2 separate regions of the Homo sapiens genome follow, and region 2 is linked to region 1. A link is a loop called in an ENCODE intact Hi-C map of the cell type or tissue named here. Cell type or tissue: dorsolateral prefrontal cortex. All regions are shown on one strand. Each heading gives the region's core, and the rest is flanking DNA. Links, peaks and the distances in the headings are about the cores only.

Region 1 (5,631 bases), core at 390-5,389:
TTTTATTATATCATGGAATTTGCATTATTTTATTATTTTAATGCATTCATCAATTACAAATCTACTCGAAAGGCCATGCTAATGAAGCAGAAACAACTCTGGTGTGAACATAAAGGCAAGGTTTTGCCAATCTATAATATTTTATGCACTGGTTTTGGGAGACCCTGGGAAGATTGGGCTTTTTAACTCCCCACCCCCACTTCAATAATCATACTCCCACCTCCCCTCCCCTCCCCAACCCCCCAGATCCCCACCTGCTCTACCTCCTTCATCGCCTCCACACCACCCCACCCCACCCTACCCCAACCTCATTTAAAACCACTTTAGCCTTTTAGGTGCCCTAGGACCTTGGCTTCCAATTTTTTTCTACTTTACACCCTCCTCCTCATATTTTTTCAGGCCAGAGGTGGTAGATGTTTCATTACCCCTAATTGCAAAGTGCATCCTTCAGGCAACTTCAGGAACTCCAAGGTTGCCCTAGTATCCAGATTGGTGACCCTGAGTGCTCATGAGCTCAACACACTTACACAAGATCTGTGATATTTAGGCAAGTTTCTAATGTGAAACAGTAATTTCCAGTTCAAACACAGAGATTCTACTTGCTGATTTTAAAGCTGATCTACTTTTCTGCTTTTTCTAAAATAAAATGATTTTAATGTTTTATTGATTTTTATTTATAGAGAAGGGAGAACCTTTATTGAGTATTTTATGTGCCAAGATTGTGCTGGACACTTGAAATATAAATTTCACCTGATCCTCACAACCACCTTAGGAGACACACAGTTCCATTTTACAGATGAAAAACTGAGGTCAATAGACATTAAGTAACTTGTTCAAAATCATGCAGCTAATTTATAGAGCTAGGATTCTGCTGTTGGTCCTTTTAAAACGAAGTTCACACTCTTTTGGTTATACCATGCTGTACCCTTAATTAAAACCCAGAAGTTCAAAAGGCTGGGCACGGTGGCTCACGCCTGTAATCCCAGCACTTTGGGAGGCCAAGGTGGGCGGATCACAAGGTCAGGAGTTCGAGACCAGCCTGGCCAACATAGTGAAACCCCGTCTCTACTAAAAACACAAAAAATTAGCCGGGCGTGGTGGCAGGCACCTGCAATCCCAGCTTCTCGGGAGGCTGAGGCAGGAGAATCCCTTGAACCCGGGAGGCGGAGGTTGCAGTGAGCCGAGATCACGCCATTGCACTCCAGCCCGGGCAACAGTGCGAGGCTCTGTCTTAAAAAAAAAAAAAAAAGAAAAAAAAAAAAAAACCCAGAAGTTCATTCTGACTACTTGGTCTTCCACTTCAAAACAGAGATCATAAAAAAGATGTAACCTCAGAAAAAGGAATTTTTACATTCCTAAAAAAAAAGAGCACCACTGGGCCACCATCTCATCAGGGTCTCAGTTGATGGTTTAGTTTTCCCCAAAAAAGCACTGAATTGACTCAATATTAAGTAATACCTGCGTAACCACCACAGCACCTCTTTGCAGCATCACATAATCACCAAAATCAACAATTTTTCAAAATTAAAAAAATCACAGCCTAATATGTATTACTTGCAGTTTCTTTCTAGAAATTAGGTGCATGGTATAGTGAGGTAAAAATGGAAGACTCCAGATTTCACAAAGATGTCAAGTTTTACATTTTGATACAATGCAATTGAATTGGCAAAGACCATTAAAGCCAACAATTATCAAAGAAAAAAGTATTCTATAACCAAGTAAACACCTGCTATGACTTCCCTTTAAGAATAAATAAGGTCACATTTATTCATTCAATGAACATTTATTGAGCACCTGGAACTGTGCTAGGTGCTGAGGAATATAACTGTGAACAAGATAAATCAGACTCCTGCCTTGACCAGATACGTTTGCTTTAAATGATCCTGCTAACTACTACATATTTGTTCTCTGCTAGGATTATATTTTTTGGAAAGTCAGAGTCATATGAAGCCTCTTCTGGAATACTTTTAAAGTTTCTTTATGGCAAAATTGTTAGAAATCTTTGTTTAACTTAGAGAAGGGAAGAAAAATGGTCTCCAGTAACCTTTAGACAAGCATGTCGACGGTTGAGTTCACTCTCAAGCAATATGGCGGCAGGCAACCAATGAGGCAGTTTAGACCATTCGGTTGCGCTTTTGGATTGGGGAGTCTGTGATGCCATCACTGCATTGGGCCGAGGTGCGCTTGCGGATCCCCCCACTGTCCAGGTGGAGGGCCAGTTCCTCTGAGTCGAAGGGATTCAAGTCGTCCTCCAAGAAGCTAGTTTTTCGGCGCCCACTGCTGGCGACACCGCTGTCTTGAGGCGAGTCGCCCGATCGCATGCTGATGCCGGCCATAGCACCACTGAGGCCATGCAGGGCGATCGCCTCCTGGAAGGGCTGCAGGTCGACGTCCACCGATGAGCTGGACTCAGTTGCCACAGCCTGGCTGGTGACCCCAGTGGGTGGCTTCGGGGGTGTCCTAGGAGTGCGAGGTGGAGGAGGAGCGGGGGGCACTTTGCCACACAGGAAGCTAATCAAGTCTTCGCGACGAATGGTGCTCCGGCCCTTTTTCACCCACTCCAGCACATCTTTGATGCGACGCTGGTGGCCAACCTGGACACCCAAGTCAAAACTTCGTTGGTGGGCATCCCCGCTCTCTTTGTAGAGGCTGGTCACGGCCATGGCCGCATTCTGGAAGGGGTCCCACATGGAAAGTCCTTGCTGTTGGCACCCAGAATCCTTGTAAAGCTGAGCAACGGCGGTGGCCGAGATCTGGAAGAGGTGCCACAGCTTCTGCTTCTCGCTCTTGAGCCCTGCCAACTCTGCAGCCGCCTCCTCCTGCAGCTCGGGGGGCAGCTGCTCCTCCTGCTCGGCCTCAGCCAGGCACTGGCGCTCCCACTTGGAAAACCAGTGCTCCGCGACCTCGGCCTCGCCCTCCTTCTGCTGCTCCTCCATCCTCCTCTTCAGGCCGCGCACCTCCACCACCGCCTCCTCCTCCGCCGCCGCCGCTGCTGCCTACTCTTGGTCCTCCACCTCCTCACCTCCTGCTCCGAGCTCCCCGCCTCCTTCTGCGGCCGCCGCCTCCTTCGCGTGCGCCGCCCTGCGGGCGGGCGGGCGCGCGGGCGGCGGGGCCCTGAGGCCAACTGCTACAGCGCTAGTCGCCCGCGGCCCTGGTGCACGCCCCGCCCCGCCCGCCGGCTCAGCCACCCGCAACGGCGTGGATGCTGCCTTCGCGGCCGCGGAGATAACCCCGCAGCCGCCGGCGCCGCCGCGATGCCCCCTTCCGGCCCCACGGTCCGCTCCTACGGCCCCCCCATGGCGCCGCGGCCTCCCAGCCGCCGCCGCCGCCGCCGCCTCGGTCGCCGCCGCCGCTGCGGCCCCGCAGCTCGGTCCCAGCCCCCGCTTGCGCCGCGGCTGCAGCACCGATAACTCGGAGCGGGGCTGGCAGGAGCGCTGCCTCAACGCGGCGCCTGCCTACCTCTTAGCCCCCTTTTCACACATTTTTGGGACTTGTCGGCTTCATCCAATGAGCTGATCAAATTTTACATCCTATGTTGCCAGAGAGGATTATGGGGCAACTTCATGGTGTCGATCACATCCAGGGCGCCGATCCGGGGAGGCCGGGGGAATAAAAGTGGAAAGAGCGCGGCCCTCGTGGGTAGGCAGGCAGTCTGGACCCTAGCAATGTCCTCCCCACACTAGGTGCCCGAGAAAAGTGTTTTCCGTGGACGAAAGTAGTATTTTGTAGAAGAAAAAAAATCACAGGGAAAGTGCCTGCCTCGTCTTCTTGGGCCTCAGTTTCCCCAAGTGCCCGTTGAAGTTGTTAAACTAGGTCTCCGGAAAGTGCTCCAGTCCTGATTGAGAACTTTCCTGCTGTCCCTGCAAAGCACTACTTCGGGGTTAGTTTCATACTTATCAAATTACAAGAGTAACGGTCAGAAATGGTATTGATCCCCCCTTCATTCTTGCAAAGGTTTTTGTCATTAAGAAAAATGGGGTGGAGAGTGGATTCTGTGTGGACTACTCTCAACTATTGAAAATCCCAAGATGAAGGAGCAAGGGGAAAGAAAAAAGGAAATAAAAATGAATGCTCAAACACGAGATTTTCTGTTCTAATATAAAGTTCAGTCCCTTTTAGGAAAAAAAAGGAAAAAAAAAAACTAATTTCCAAAACCCTAAAAATTCTAGCTAGTTAAAACATCATAATAATACCAAAATTAAGCTAAAACGGTATGGAACACTAACGTCATTTCCTTGGGTTCAATAACAAATCCCTTGTAATAATGCAATGTTTTTTCAGTGCAGACAATTCCAGAGCAAACTGTGTTAAAAACAAACAAACAAAAAAAAAATCACTGAGCTAAAAATAACATCAAAAGTTGGAGGAACTAACGTAATCATTTTTAAGATTTAGAGAAAAAAGTTAGAATTTTGCAGTTTTTGTTGTGGAATAATTGCTAAGTATCCAGAAAGCCTTACAGACATAAATAAAGCTAACTCTTCTAGCAAAATATGTCTAATAATTCCCAAGAATGAAAATTAGTACATAAAATAAAATTATCATTAAGTTTTATCATCTCCCTTAAAAGAAATACATGTTTCTAAGTTAAATTTAGAAGAGAAGAAGAGTGAATTGTGCCCTTTCTCTGCAAACCGGGCTTTTTCACGATTCATTAAACCCTTTTTCCATATGTGTAATTGGACTCTTCTCATTTACATAAACGAAGGATGAGGCAAAAGACCTAAGATCAGCCTAAGAGGAGAGATACGTTTCTCATTCTTTTATGTTAAAAAATATATATTGTGGAAGAAACCAAGAAGGCAGACCCTACTTCATCCCCCACCCCTCACCAGACCTGAAATATTAATACTTCATGGCCAAGGAGTAAGCAGGTTTGCAGAGCTTTGAGGGTTGCCCTACATCTGGTGCATCACAGTCATTATCACAGGCACATGTTTTTGTTTTATTTTCTCTAAGTAAAAAGCTTAGACCAAAGTGACTGACAGTAGGACAGCATATCCTACTTTCTCCTCTCATTTTTGACTGGGTTAAAAACCAAGAAGAAAGACTGCTCTGTCTTTTAAAGAGCACAACACTCTGCTTGGGCTTGAGTTGTCTGGCTGGTATCCTCCATTCAGTTGGTTTCAGCACCTGATTAATTAGTTAATTAGTACTTAGAGCTGACCAGCCCTGGTCGGCAATTTTCATGCCCTGCATGGTGAAATGTTGAATCCCACATTGAAATTTCTGTGTCGCACACCCTAATTATTATCACCCCACTACTTTTTAAACCATTGCGCCAAATTATTATTATAGACAGAGCCGGACAACTGTGTGAGAATATGTTCTTTCTGAGAAATAATGGTAGACAATATTTTTCACTGTTGTCCTTAACACATTTAAATAAAACAATTGAGTAGGGGAAATTCTAATTCAATTAGCCTCCAACTCCTTCTACTGAGAAAATGATTTTATATGAGAGATGTTAGAAAAAAATCACACCAGAAATTTTAGTAATGTTTTATCAGTTCTCAGGATGCCAGAGAGTGTGTTTATAAGATATCCTATCTGACATTAGTTTTCTTCCTATATAATTCTAAAATGTCCGGATTATTTTTAAAATAATAGGAAACAGATACTAAACAAAAA
Region 2 (5,631 bases), core at 402-5,401, 420 kb before region 1:
GAGATGGTGTTAATTACACAAACATCACATTAGCAAAGCCCCGACGTCCTAACTCGGCGATGCTTTTCGGAGAAATGGAATTGGGATGACAGCGGCCTAGACGCCAAAAAGCCATCACGGCCAGACCTCTCGACAGATCTCATTTTGTCGCGCCGTCTGGCCGCCAGCCCGCGGGGAAACGGGTCTGCCTGAGGATAGGCATCCTCCATACCTGGCAAGCAGCAAGCGGCACGTTAGCTGTTCCTGGGCCGCGTCCCCGCTCTCCGTCGCGAGCAGCGGCCCCAGAGCCTCCCTTTTAGGCCACTCAGACGGCAACGCCGGGACGCTGGACCGCCAGGGCTCCAGGCACGCGGGCGCTTCCCCCTCCGCCTCTCCGCTAGCTGGACTCTGCGCCGCCGTGGGAAAGCGCGCGCGCGCTGGGGAATGAGCGTGGCCCCTGCAGGTCGGGGCGTAGCGACCCCGCTCACGCCAGGTCCTTGTCCAAGATGTTGCGCTTCTCGCGAGGCCCGATTTCTCCGTAGATCAACTAGGGGGATGGGGTAGCATCAGGCGAAAATTTCTTTCTCTCCGAATCCGGAGTCCTCTTGAGACTTTCCCAAGCCATTGCCACTATCTGATACGGAATGGGAAAGTGCAGGGTCTCCGTCCCGTACTTGGTGCACAACTCAGCACATAGCAGGTGGATGACAAAGGTTAGTGAAATGAAAAAAAAAAAAAAAAAATGAGGGCGTTGAAGAGATGAAAAGAGAACATAGAAATTCTGCGCACCAAATTCCACGGCTTTCCACTCTCTTAAAAGAAAATGATAAATAAAAAGAAAAACAAAGAAATAAATAAAAGAGTGGAAAAGGAACCGCTGAGTGCTGCCTTCGAATTTAAAATTTTCTCCAGGATGCTCTACCCAACCCCCTGCCATCCTGCGCCCCCTGTGGTTGGGGCGATAGCTTTGCTTGGTCACGCTGGAAGTGCCTGGAGGTCCACTGATTTTCCAGGCACCCTTTCCCGAGAAGCGCTGCCTTGCCTGGTGGACCCGAATGGAATTGTGGAGACATGGAAAAACTCAAACAGCATTGCATACTGATAACGATTTTAAGATTACTTTATTGGCCCCGGCTTCCTGCAGGTCACCTCGCCTCTGTACAGGTGAGCGCTGTGCCTCTGCAGTCACAAAAGGAAGTGGAAAGGGCAACAGGCCCAGTGGGAGGGCAGGCCTGGACGTAGGGGGCCGAGTTCCCCGAGTTGCTCCGCAGGGGTGGGGGTTTGGCAGTCTGCGGAGCTGAGCGCGTGAGGAGAGTTGTGGGGATGGGCAAAGACGGGTGTAGGAGGGGGGTGAGAGGCAAAGAGGCTGACAGCGATGGCTCAGCAAAGCCCGCTGGAAATGGGACCCAGTGCATGGGCAGAGCCTTCCTTCCTCCGGGAAAATGGCAACTTTCGGGTGGTGAGGTCAGCGAGTAAAAGCAGAAGGCAAAGGTTGTCAAATTCCTTGGAGTTGCTGCGCACATAGGGAAAAGAGAGCTGGTGATTAACACCTGAATACTCTGTGGGTGGAAGGAAACTGAGCGCCAACGTGTGGGCCGAGGGGACTCCCAGTGTATTTTCCAAGTACAGCTCAGCCAACCAAGTGAATTGAATGCGGAAACTTTTTTAAAAGTACCCCCGCACCCTCCCAAAAAAGAGCAACACCAAACTACGATAGAATACAGTTGTACAGCCCGCAGGAGACTTTATGGTACCTCGAGGACCTTGTTTTCCCATACCTCGCAGCTCCTAGCAACCTTTCTTTAGAGACCATCGACTAAGTTATTACAATCTACACCCACCAGCCTAGGGTCTTCAGCTGCTTCTGTGACCTGTAAGAAAGAGTACTTCCGCTGGAGACGGTGCTACGCGTTGGCGGAGTGGGGCTGGGGTTCCTACTGAATGCTCCAGGAACTGGAAGGTGCTGTCTCTACCACCCCGTTGAAATGATGGTGACCTTTCTGACCTTTTTTTTTTTTTTTTTTTACAAGGGATGGTTCTACAATAGACCTAAGCCTATGATTTTTTGATCAAGGCTCTCGATCAGCGGCCTAAATACACAATCTTGGCTAGAAGCCAGAGTAAACAGACAAGGGGTGTTCTCAAGGGAAAAGATAGAAATGACTGCTTTAAGAAACGCAAACTGTTGCGGGTTTGTTTTTGGTTTTGTTTGTCTGTTGAAAATCAAGGCGTCTCCGAGAGTCCCCAGGATAAGTTGTTCTCACTTCCTAAAAGCCAGACCCCGAGCTGGGCTTGGCTACACTTGAGAAACCTGAAAGGCGAACGCTAGGCCACAGCCGGAGGGCAACCTTTGCTGACCCTATTGTCAGGCTTCAGCGGGCCCAGGCGAGCCCAAATACCGCCCACCCCACCCCACTCTCCGACTCTCCGTCCCCCAAGCGACACAGACACACATCGGCCCCAAACCACCCAGCACGCAGAGGACACCCTTCTTCTTCTTCTCCTTCTTTTCTTTTCTTTTTTTTTTTTTTTTTTGAGACGGAGTCTCTCGCTCTTGTCGCCCTGGCTGGAGTGCAGTGGCGCAATCTCGGCTCACTGCAACCTCCGCCTCCCGGGTTCAAGGGATTCTCCTGCCTCAGCCTCCTGAGTAGCTGGGATTACAGGCGCACGCCACCAAGCCAGGCTAATTTTTGTACTTTTAGTAGAGACGGGGTTTCGCCATGTAGGCCAGTCTGGTCTCGAGCTCCTGACCTTAGGTAATCCACCCGCCTCGGCCTCCCAAAGTGCTGGTATTACAGGCTTGAGCCACCGCGCCCGGCTGAGGGCACCTCTTCTAATAAGTTGGGTCCTAATCATGCCAGGGACCTTGAAAAAGGTCCCCTATGAGCAGTTACTGAAGAGGAATCAATGCAGATACCTCCGCGCGAGTCGTGGGACAGCTCCTTTCCTGCTCTTTCCACCAGTAGCTCTAAGGCACAATTGCTGAGTGTTCTTTGCAGATATAAGGCACTTGGGACACCTGATGTCGGCCAAGCCTAGAAATAGGAAGAAGGCAGAGCAGGGGTGCCCTATGTACCCAAAGCCCATTGGGCCAGTCACGCTAGAGTCTTGGTCCCGGAGTTTTGCTATAACCCGCCCTCTAAGGATAGGCATCACATCTGCTCCGCCGCAAATCCGCTTGGTCTCTTTCGAAGGTTGGGGCGACCTCCAAGCCCCGCAGGGCGAAGCGGCAAGAGGCTACGCTGGGTGAAGTTTCCAACCGAAGCCAACAAACGGCGCTATTGTCGCGCCCTGGGTTCTGGGAGCCCCAGGGCTGGCTCCAGTCGGAGGGAGCGGGAGCTCTCTAGGAAGGGCGGGGGAATGGGGAGGAGGCCTTGGTCGGGTTCCCAGCGCCAGATCCGGAGCTCTGTGAACCGCCCAAGGGCACTTGGAGGCTGGAGAGGGCGAGAGAGCTGCTGAGCGCGCTCTCTTCTCCTGAAGAGGTTGAAGGATCGGTCCTGGTTCCCACTGCGTTCCTCTGCTTTCCTCGCTGGGTGCAGGGTGCGCGTCGGAGACACTGGAGTTGGGGCTCCGCCAGCTGCCCTGCCTTCCCGCAGCCCCAGCCGGAACCGAGGCCTCCTGCGCTGTGGTACCTGTCGCGACACCTCTCCCGACCCTTAGCGAAGGTTGCGCCGCTGGGCTGGTGGCTAAGCCTGCGCTGCAGGTGGGCTAAGAACTGATTTATTTCCAGCCTTCCCCCATCTCCCCACGCCCGCAATGGTAACCTTGCTTGTCTATTGAAATGATAGCTTGTATTTAGAAAGTGTCCTGGCAAGAGTTTCCAAGGAAATCTGGCGTGGCTCTTACTTGAGAATGTGCAGATCACCCCAGAACCACCAGATACGGAGATTTTATGTATCTACCCCCCGAGAGGGAGCTGGCCTCAGCGAGAAGCCGGGAGAATTGGGAGAGTGTGCCTGGTCCTGGCAAAAGACTGCTGTAAATCTGGCAGGAGGATGTAGGGCAAAAATGAGCTCACCTAAGCCTCGGGCTAAGTGTGATCAAATGTCAGACAGCTGGGAGCAGTGACTAGTTTCCCCTGGTAATCTGCTGCGGGGAGGGTGTCGGCCCAGCACCGTATCCCCTGCCTTGGGAAATATGCAGCCCAGGCGCTGTCACTGCAACGTTTACTTGGGTCCTAAAACTTGGAAAGAAACCTGACATCTGTGAAGCTACTGGACGCCAGGCCGCGCGTCGGTTGGGTAGTTTCCTAAAACGCGCTTCACTTAGCAACAGCCTCCAGGGCCCAGAAAAGCCCAGAGAGGGCATGCGGGAAAGACGGCAGGAGGGCAGAGATATTGCACATTGGCTTCTGTAGGAGAGGATGGATTTGCCTAAGAAAGTTTGACCTTGTCGGCCACTTCGCCAAGAAAACAGGTGCAGGTAGGGATTGCCTAATCATTATGTTTTCTGAGACGTACTTATCAGCTCACGTTCGCTACGCGCGCGCGCGCGCGCGCGCACACACACACACACACACACACACACACACACACTGTATCTACACACAGAAGCCTTCCAGAGAGTTTACTTACATTTAAAACCCTAAATCCGTATACCCATCCAGTTGACTGCAGCCCTTGGCTGCAGAATACTCAGATCAAGTGGAACACAAACTTAAGGGGCAAGTTTCCAGACCCCAAACTTCCGAGAGATGATGCCGACTGGGAGCCGGGATTCTTTTGCCAGAGGTCCGCCTGGCCGAGAGGGGGCTGGCCTGCCCTGAGCCTCCACTCCCCCCCTGACCCCACTAACAAGCCGAAGAGGCGTACTTTTTAATTCGTGGAGAGAAAGGGGGAAGAGCCCAGCATGCAGAAGTCCCGGGATCGCCTGGTCTTGCATTAACGCTAAGACGCTAGAAACCTGGGATTCCCCCATGCGCCCCCCACCCACTTAAGATTATGCTTTCCGTTTAGTTCCCCACCTTTCCACGGGGCTAGGGATGATGGGGGGGCGAGACCCCACACCGTATGGACACCTTATTTTAGTTTCTGCCAAATCTGCCGGGATGGCTTCTCATTCCCACTCGCTACCTCGGGCTGCTCCGAGAGTTTCAAACGCTGTGCCACTCGCTTCAGCTGGCAGTGGCGATTATCGGGGTTTCCTCTCCCCGCAGCCAGAGTTCCCGCGCCGCTAGTCTTTGGCAGATAACCCAACAAGCAAGTGAATGTCCCGCTCCGAATCTCAGGAAGTCTCTAAAACAATAAAAGAGACGGACGGAATCCGTTAGCAGAGCCTGCTCCCGGGGGAGGCGGCGAGGCTGCGCGCCCAGAGTAGCGCTCAGCGGTCCCGGCAGGTGCGGGGGCAGTGGAGGGGGCCCGGCGGTTCGCCCGGAGGACGGCCTCGGCTCCGCTCCGGCCAACGTTCCCCCCTCCAAGAAACTTTTCTTTCACTCTGAGAGGCTCCGTGTTGCCATGAAAACGGATTTTCCAAGGGGCCCGACCCTCCCCCTCAGGGGCATCGGACTGGAAAAACCGAAATGGCCACAGAGCAGAGACAAAAAGGGGCCGCTAAGCGGGGGCCAGGATCGAGAGAGCGGAGGCCAGTTCACCCCCTACGTCCCACACATACTTTCCACACCACCTTGTGCGAGCGCCTCCGACAGGCTCAGGA

Evidence for each region. Hi-C counts contacts between places; a loop is a spot of excess contacts. Peaks named below come from ENCODE experiments on the same cell type or tissue, not always from the same donor. Only the 100,000 strongest peaks of a DNase experiment are listed, where the experiment ranks them.
Region 2: a loop joins it to region 1, with 3 times the contacts of the local background. A loop is called at or near these places in 1 of 110 quality-filtered maps.

Annotation. Positions count from the first base shown.
Region 1 is chrX:140,089,048-140,094,678 of GRCh38, reverse strand. HAPSTR2 (HUWE1 associated protein modifying stress responses 2) reads right to left here and starts at 3,001. Exons shown (of 1, transcript NM_001271560.3): 1 at 1,768-3,001. The coding sequence starts at 2,936. The coding sequence ends at 2,115. RefSeq lists enhancers at 1,844-2,815, 5,293-5,631 and a silencer at 3,052-3,121. In dorsolateral prefrontal cortex, for the core only: no CTCF peak of the experiment used is centred there; a DNase peak (open chromatin) is centred at 2,948; H3K4me3 peaks cover 1,402 bases; H3K27ac peaks cover 361 bases; H3K27me3 peaks cover 3,647 bases.
Region 2 is chrX:140,505,828-140,511,458 of GRCh38, reverse strand. No RefSeq gene overlaps it. Among named protein-coding and RNA genes, the nearest start is that of SOX3, 3.6 kb to the right of the region's middle. In dorsolateral prefrontal cortex, for the core only: a CTCF peak has its summit at 3,282; no DNase peak of the experiment used is centred there; H3K4me3 peaks cover 1,642 bases; H3K27me3 peaks cover 5,000 bases.